Regions from separate parts of the Homo sapiens genome. Here region 1 is linked to region 2. Evidence: read pairs that join two places in POLR2A ChIA-PET (ENCODE). Cell type or tissue: MCF 10A. All regions are shown on one strand.

The links. Peaks named below come from ENCODE experiments on the same cell type or tissue, not always from the same donor. Only the 100,000 strongest peaks of a DNase experiment are listed, where the experiment ranks them.
Region 1: POLR2A ChIA-PET joins it to region 2 with 5 read pairs; 4 of 35 experiments call an interaction of 5 or more read pairs at or near these places.

The regions. Positions count from the first base shown.
Region 1 is chr5:91,125,066-91,129,065 of GRCh38, forward strand. The region is part of intron 87 of ADGRV1 (adhesion G protein-coupled receptor V1); the gene reads left to right. Among named protein-coding and RNA genes, the nearest start is that of LUCAT1, 190 kb to the right of the region's middle. In MCF 10A, no CTCF peak of the experiment used is centred here; a DNase peak (open chromatin) is centred at 1,616.
Region 2 is chr5:91,364,606-91,368,605 of GRCh38, forward strand. No RefSeq gene overlaps it. Among named protein-coding and RNA genes, the nearest start is that of ARRDC3-AS1, 14 kb to the right of the region's middle. In MCF 10A, no CTCF peak of the experiment used is centred here; no DNase peak of the experiment used is centred here.

The sequences.
Region 1 (4,000 bases), 240 kb before region 2:
TTTTCAGTCCAGGATCTTCAAGACTATCTGCAGTAAAGCCAGCAGAGTGGACAGAGGGGAAGTCACACACTGCCTTTCTTTCGTCTTCCTATTGCATGTATTCTCAACACTCAGGACTTGCCTCCCCTGAATGGATGAGAGTGGAGAAGCACAGAGGTTGACATCCCCTAAACTTGTACGAGAGTCTTTTAAACTCTGCTGCTGACATGGCGTACAAACAGTGGTCTCTAAAAGTGCATTTCATTCACTTTGGGTAGGTCATGCATTATAATATCATTTCCCCCCAAAAGTAGCTATTACTATTACTTCCTTGAAAGGGCCAGGAATATACTTGGAAGATACAGTGAGAGCTACAGTCTGGAGCATCACAGCACAGAGCTGTTGCCTGATCCCTGAAAGTACATTGACAATCCCTAAGGTCCATAGAGAATCCAGGCGACACTAGTCTTGGGCAAATCACAGCATAGAGTTAGACTTGGAATCAGACAGGCCTAAGTTTGAATTCCAGTTAGAGTGCCATCCCTAAATCCCAGTAAATGAAATAACACATAATATGCTTAGCCCAGTGCTTGCCACACAGTAAACACTCAGTAAAGGGTAGCTTTATTATTTTTTTCAAAGGAATAAAGGAGAAGAGTTGCACGGCCTTAAATAATTCTCCAAATTTATTTTGAGTGAATGCATTTTGTGCTAGAGCTTTTCATTGGTAACCAGATCAACAGAGCTTAGAAAGCACTATTTTGAGGTATATCAGATGAAATGAACACATGCAGTGATTATGTTCATATTTGATACAGAGGGATCTTATTTCATTGTCGTCTTCCTTCTACCATGCTATATCCATCTGTAGTTCTGTTTTCCTTTTTAAATGTTTCAAACCTTACCTTTCTTTGGAATCCAGCTTTAAATGGACTACTTCCTTGAAGCTTTCCATGCCCACTCTAGTTTATAGTAACATCTTCTGATGCAACCCCCACCTCATTGCATTCCATATTTTCACTCATTTGGCACCTCATCATACATTGCCTGGGGCAGTTCCCTAACCAGTTCCCTGAAGACCCACTCTCTTGGTTCTTTTGTACTGCCTGTAAAGCTTAATTACAGAGCTGGCACAGAGTTCCCAGTAAATTCTTGTTGAATTAAATCTCTTATTTGAAATTTCCAATGCCTCCACTCCCCTTCCACAAATTCTCTCAATGTAGGGAAATCTCTTTAGATGACTAACCGGTGTTAACACCTCAACCCAAACTGACATTTTCAAATTATTTAGATGCTTCATAATTTTCCAGTGTGTTCTACCAAAACAATGTTTACATGAAAAGAATATAATTATTCAACATTTTTCCTAAGACTATGGTAAAAGCCAGCAGCATTGCCCCACTTAGAGGAGCTAAAATAGCTAAAGGTTACATGCTTTGCCTCAAATAATAGACTTAGTGAAGAGGGTAGAAGTAGAAATGAGGTCAGCCCCCCAGAGCAGTCTGGTGGCCTTGAGCAACCAGGAAGGTAAAGCCGGTACCTCAGTTAAATCACCAAGTTTACTGGAAGTGCATATTTTTCATGTGCCAAATTCAGTAAGTCATGGAGCAAATGTTTATTTTGCTATGCTTTAAAAAGTTGCTTTGCTTCTTGTAAGTTTTCTCAGTGGAAGGGTTCCAAGTTATGACTTAATCTATGTTTGCAGCATTGCACTGGAAACAGGATTTGTCTGTGAAATGGCTCTGTCATTTGTGGACCACTTCTGTAGGGAGATTGTGGATTTAGGAAGGGCAGAAGCAACAGCAGATATGCCTGGTGTTTGAATGGATGTGCCTCTCTCGGAGGCAGCAAGCAGCATACCCATATTATAAAGTTTTTGATTTTCTAACATCTGAAGACAGGCATCCAGCCTTGCAGAACAGCCAGGTGTCTGTTCTATAGACTACAGTTCCTTGTTTCCAGAATTACGGTAACCAAATAATACACAAGGTCACCTGATTGCACTTCCCAACAACCTGAACAAAGAGCACCTTTGCGCTTGCTGGTAGGTGCTGTACCAGACTCTTTGTAATCTGCCTTAGGTCAGAGAAGAACAAGCCATTACCAGTATGGGAGTCCATCCCTAGTCAGGGCTAGTTGCTATTATCCCTTGAATACTCTGCAGGCATCCCACAAGACATTTGAGACTTCATATTTGTCAAATAATAGAAATCTGGCTGGCCTAGTGGCTCATGCCTGTAATCCTAACCCTTTGGGAGGCTGATGTGGGCAGATTGCTTGAGGCCAGGAGTTTGAGACCCACCTGGGCAACACAGTGACATGTTGTCTCTACAAAAAATTTAAAAATTAACTAGGCATGGTAGTGTGCCTATAGTCCCAGCTACTCCAGAGGCTGAGGCAGGAAGATCCCTTGAGCCCAGTAATTCAAGGCTACAGTTAGCTCTGATCCTGCCACTGCACTCCTGTCTTGGTAAAGGAGCTAAACCCAGTCTCACCAAAAAAAAAAAAAAAAAATCTTACTAGAGATTTGGGTTATTACAAAAGGGATCACTTAAAGACTTTATGTCTTAGAGACATATTTCTTCAGCTGGATAAACAGTCCATATAATCATACAGTAGACAAAGCAAAAGGAAGATCTTAGTGACAGCTTAAATCCAGGATAAGAAATTAGGAAGCTGCCTTTATAGAGACACCAGTACTTGCCCTGAACCATTTTAATTCTCCTCTGTTTTCATAATACAAATTTGGGATGTTTTCAAATTCAACAGACCAGCAGTGCTGTTGATTCATAACCTAAACAAGCTTGTTAACCCTTTCCAAAATAAAGTCACTCTGCTTCTTGAACTCACTAGAGGTGTGCTAGTTTTACAAGTCTTCAGAGTTTATTATGTTCCCTGGAAGTGTGCCTCTTTGTGTTAAATCTAATCGCTCTGGTTAGTATTTTAATTTTAAACAATCAACAGCCTTGTCCTCAAAAGCAAAATGAAAGAAAGCAAGCCTTTGGACATGTTGTCTGATCTGCTTGCAACCTGTCTCCCAATGCCCTCCCCTCCCTCTCTCTGCCTCCTGCCTAGCTTTCTGCTTGTCTTTTTAAACTCTCCAAAGTCAAATCTTTCAAGGGAGCTTCTCTCTTGGGCCCCAATTACCCCTAGATTTATTGTCTCTGAACTCCTGCAATATAATATTTTCCCCTTATCGCAGCATTTATGTATAGACAGTCCCTGACTTAGAATGACTTAAGATTTTTCAACTTTATGATGGGTTTATCAGAGTAGCAAATGCATTTGGATTTACAATATTTTCAACTAAAAATGGGTTTATTGAGATGTAGCCCCATCATAAGTCTAGAAACATCTGTAATGTAATTATTTTTGTCTTTCCCTCACTGAACTAGCCACTTGAAGACAGGTGCTATGCGTTTAACCTCTGTGTTCCAACCCTAACAATGCTTGTTCTCAGTAAATGTTTAATGATTGAATGGATCCCTGGATGAATAAATACTTGGATGAATGCTAAGAAAAATGAAAGGCTTATTGTACCTTTCCAACATGTTGACTTATGTTGGCACATCCTAAATTCAAATGACTTCTCTACCACCACCATCCCCATACACACCCTGGAAAAAATAGTAATAGCATGGGTGGCAGGGGGAGGGGGCAGGTAATTCTACTGTCCTTGCAGCAAGCTAATAATGGCCACATTAATTCCAGAATGGTCTATCCTGTGTTCCCAATACTTAGCACTTGAATCATCATCATTGTTCACTCTCAGGCAAATCAGGCAGGACAGGATTCACTGGGAAATAAATGCTCTTTTTAAGTTCCTGGAGGATTATTATAGAATACAGTGAGGCAAAGATTCTTTAATGTTGGAAAAATGAAACAGTACCTCTGTAATTAAAGCCAAAAGCCGTAGTGTAAATGAGGAAAAATGGTAATCAGCCTAAGCTAGGAAAAACCTCGGTTCAAAATACTTAATTTTCTCTGTTCTAAGAAATCAATGCATACTTGTGGGTGTTTT
Region 2 (4,000 bases):
ATTAGCTATGCTGTATTAGAGATTTGTAATATAAACATCGTAAACATTTGTTTTCTTGAATTACCTTAGGATAAATATTTTTGACATGTAAATGCTAGAAACTATTCCAAAGCAACTTTATTGCTTTTTTGCTATGTCAAGATATACTATCTTGATATCATATATTTAAGTTGGTATTGCGAAGGTGGTTCAAAAAATTTTTTTTCCTTATATGTTTAACTTTATGCTGTCTAACAGTCAAATAGAGTGATACTGGTTCCATTTCCAGGTAGACATACCTTTGGATTTTCAAACCACTAGTTGTCTTGGATTTGCAGTGATCCTTCCATATTCATTCATTTATTTCATTTCCCCATTATTTTTCTGTTATTTTTTGTTAAAATATTGCAGATTATATTTCTCAAAAGTCAAAATAAACTATATTAATAAAGTTTTTGTCTAGTTGGAAACATTTGTCTCCCTTCTGTATTGACTTTGATATCAAAAAATGAAGAGGTAGAATTATGTCATTATTTTGTAATGGAAGTTTTGAGAAATGTTGATTACTGACATAAAAATTCCAAAGGTAAGGCTGGGCGCAGTGGCTCACGCTTTTAATCCCAGCACTTTGGGAGGCCGAGGTGGGCAGATCACCTGAGGTCAGGAATTTGAAACCAGCCTGGCCAACATGGCGAAAACCTGTGTCTACTAAAAATCCAAAAATTAGCCAGGCGTGGTGTTGCGCACTTCTAATCTCAGCTACTCGGAGGCTGAGGCAGGAGAATCACTTGAACCCAGGAGGCAGAGGTTGCAGTGAGCCGAGATTGTGCCACTGCACTCCAGCCTGGTCAACAGAGTGAGACTCTGTCTCAAAAAAAAAAAAAAAAAAAAAAAAAATTCTGAAGGTATAACTGCCTACTATTTCAGTAGTTACGAAGTTCTATCTCAAAAATGTCACCTGGGTCATGTGGGTCAGTGTTCTAGGGTAGATCTTGATAGTCGATTTTTCTAATGAGCTTCTGCGGGATGCCATTGCTGCTGGTTTAGACATCACTTGAAATAGCAAGACTGTAGTAATCACTTTGTCCTTTCTGGAAACAGAACTCTTTCTATTGAGAAACCCATTTTAAGTGGTATAAAATATGACCCAGGTATTGGCCAATCACAATCTCTCTTAAGAAGTGATTTTGGCACCAGGTGCAGTGGCTCATGCCTGTAATCTTAACACTTTGGGAGGCCAGGAGGGAAGATTGCTTGAGGCCAGGGGTTCAGGACCAGCCTGAGCAACATGGCAAAACCCCATCTCTACCAAAAATACAAAAATTAGCTGGTGTGGTGGCACATGCCTGTAGTCCCAGCTACTTGGGAGGCTGAGGTGGGAGGATGGTTTGAGCCTGTGAGATGGTGGAGGTTGCAATGAGCAGAGATCGCACCATTTTCCTCCAGCCTGGGTGACAGAGCCAGACCTTGACTCCAAAAAAAAAAGGTGATTTGGGACTCTAGGTGGTATGTCATCCTTCAACTATAAAAGGGGTCATCTTTCCTGGTCCATCTAACATGAAAAAGTAAGGCTAATATGAAAGAATAAGGCCAATATAAAAAAGGGTAAGATGAAGCACTAAAAGAGTATGTCCTCGGGGCATTATTTGGATTCCTGGATTCAGATGTGTTTAATATATTTTATTCCTGGAATTACAAGTTAATATATTCAGTTTTTTCTTAAGCTAGTCTGAATTTCTCGCTATCCTACAACCAGAAGTCCTGATAAATATACCAAGTTCAGCCATTCAACAAATTATAACTAATGGCAATAGGACTTTGATCAAAGTGTAGTTGAGTTAATGCAAAAACAGAATATAATTAATGCTCTTATGTAACCTGAGGGACGTTGAACTCAACGTCTATAAGTATTCTAATACAGTCCTAGAAGCAATGTGGTGACTGTCCAATATAACTTATTTACAGCATTATCTTCTTACTTAAAAGATGTGTAACAACGCTTTGGGAGGCTGAAGGGGGAGGATCACCTGAGGCCAGGAGTTTGAGGCCAACCTGGGCAACAAAGCAAGACTCTTGTCTCTATAAAACACTAGCTGGGCATGGTGGCACATGCCTCTGGTGCTAGCTAATCTGGAGGCTGAGGCAGGAGGATAGAGACCCAGTCTTGAAAAAAAAAAAAAGATGTATAAGCTCATACCTCCAGTGGTGAAAATGACCTTGGGTAGCTACTTTTCCACTTTGTAGATAAGGAAATCAACTTGCATTTTGTTCAATGCTCCATCTAAACTTACTGAACCCAGAACCTAGGTCTACCCTTCTCATTCTACAACTCCCCTCTTCCACACTGTCATTGCTATTCCTTAATTTTTTTTTTTTTTTTTTTGAGACAGAGTCTTACTCTGTCACCCAGGCTGGAGTACAGTGGCATGATCTTGGCGCACTGCAGCCTCTGCCTCCCGGGTTCAAGTGATTCTTGTGCCTCAGCCTTCTGAGTAGCTGGGATTACAGGCACATGCCACCACGACCAGCTAATTTTTGTATTTTTAGTAGAGACGGGATTTTCCCATGTTGGCCAGGCTGATCTCGAACTCCTGACCTCAGGAGATTTGCCCACCTCGACCTCCAGAGGTGCTGGAATTATGCGCCTGGCTTGTTATTCCTTAATGTATTAAGACGTTACTATGTTATCACTGGCTTCTGGTTGAGTGAAAAGGATGCCAGTACTTCCTAAAATTAATTAGCTATAAATGTATACAAAATGTATATATTTGTATGTCTATGTCAGGCTCTGTGGCTCTTGCCTGTAATCCCAACACTTTGGGAGGCCAGCAGGATTGCTTGAGACCAGGAATTTGAGACCAGCCTGGGCAACATAGAGAGACACCAGCTCTACAAACATTTTAAAAAAATTAGCAGGCATAGTGGCACATGCTTGTAGTACCAGCTACTGGGGAGGCTGAAGTGGGAGGATCTCTTGAGCCTGGGAGGTCAAGGCTGTAGTGAGCTGTGATCTTATCACTGTACTCCAGACTGGGCAAAAGAGCAAGACCCTGTCTCAAAAAACAAAACAAAAAACCCAAAATGTATGTCTAGATGCCTCTTTGTAACATACCTTGCATGTGAATATATGTTTGGGAAGAAATATTGGAGAATCATATAGTAAGGCCCATATACAACTTGATAACTCATGCATTAATGTATAAACACTGAAGAAAAATTCTAAATGTGATTCCAAAAGTACTTCTAAGGTTATCAGACACTATAAAATTAAGATTCTTTTAAGACAAAGAATATTCACTGTTTTTAAAATTTAAAGAAATTTAGAAATATTCTTCAAAAATTAGAAATTAATGTAACTTTTAGGCCGGGCGTGGTGGTTTGTGCCTGTAATCCTAGCACTTTGGAGGCCAAGTAGGGTGGATCACTTGAGTCCAGGAGTTTGAGACCAGCCTGGGCAACATGGCAAAATCTCATCTCCACAAAAAACACAAAAATAAGCTGGGCATGGTGGGGCATGCCTGTAGTCTCAGCTACTTGGGGGTCTGAGGCAGGAGGATTGCTTGAACCTGGGAAGTCAAGGCTGAAGTGGGCCGAGATCCTGCCACTACACTGCAGCCTGGGTGACAAAGTGAGACACTCTCTTAAAAAAAAAAAAAACTATGTTATGTTTATGTACTCTTGAAATACTGGTAATTTGAACACAACACAGTGAGAAGGAATTGGTGCCTGAAAGTGAATTATTTTACCTGGTTAAGTTTGCTTCATATTTAAGATTGAAATTTAGAGTCTGGACATGGTGTCTCACGCCTGTAATCCCAGTGCTTTGTGAAGCCAAGTTGGGAGGATCGCTTGAGGCCCGAGTTTGAGATCAGCTTGGGTAACATAGTGAGACCACGACTACAAAAAAATTAGAAAATTAGGTGGGTGTGGTGGTGTGCACCTGTAGTCCTAGCTACTTCGGAGGTTGAGACAGGAGGACTACTTTAGCCTAGGAGTTGGTCAGTAATTTTCTTTAGTACAG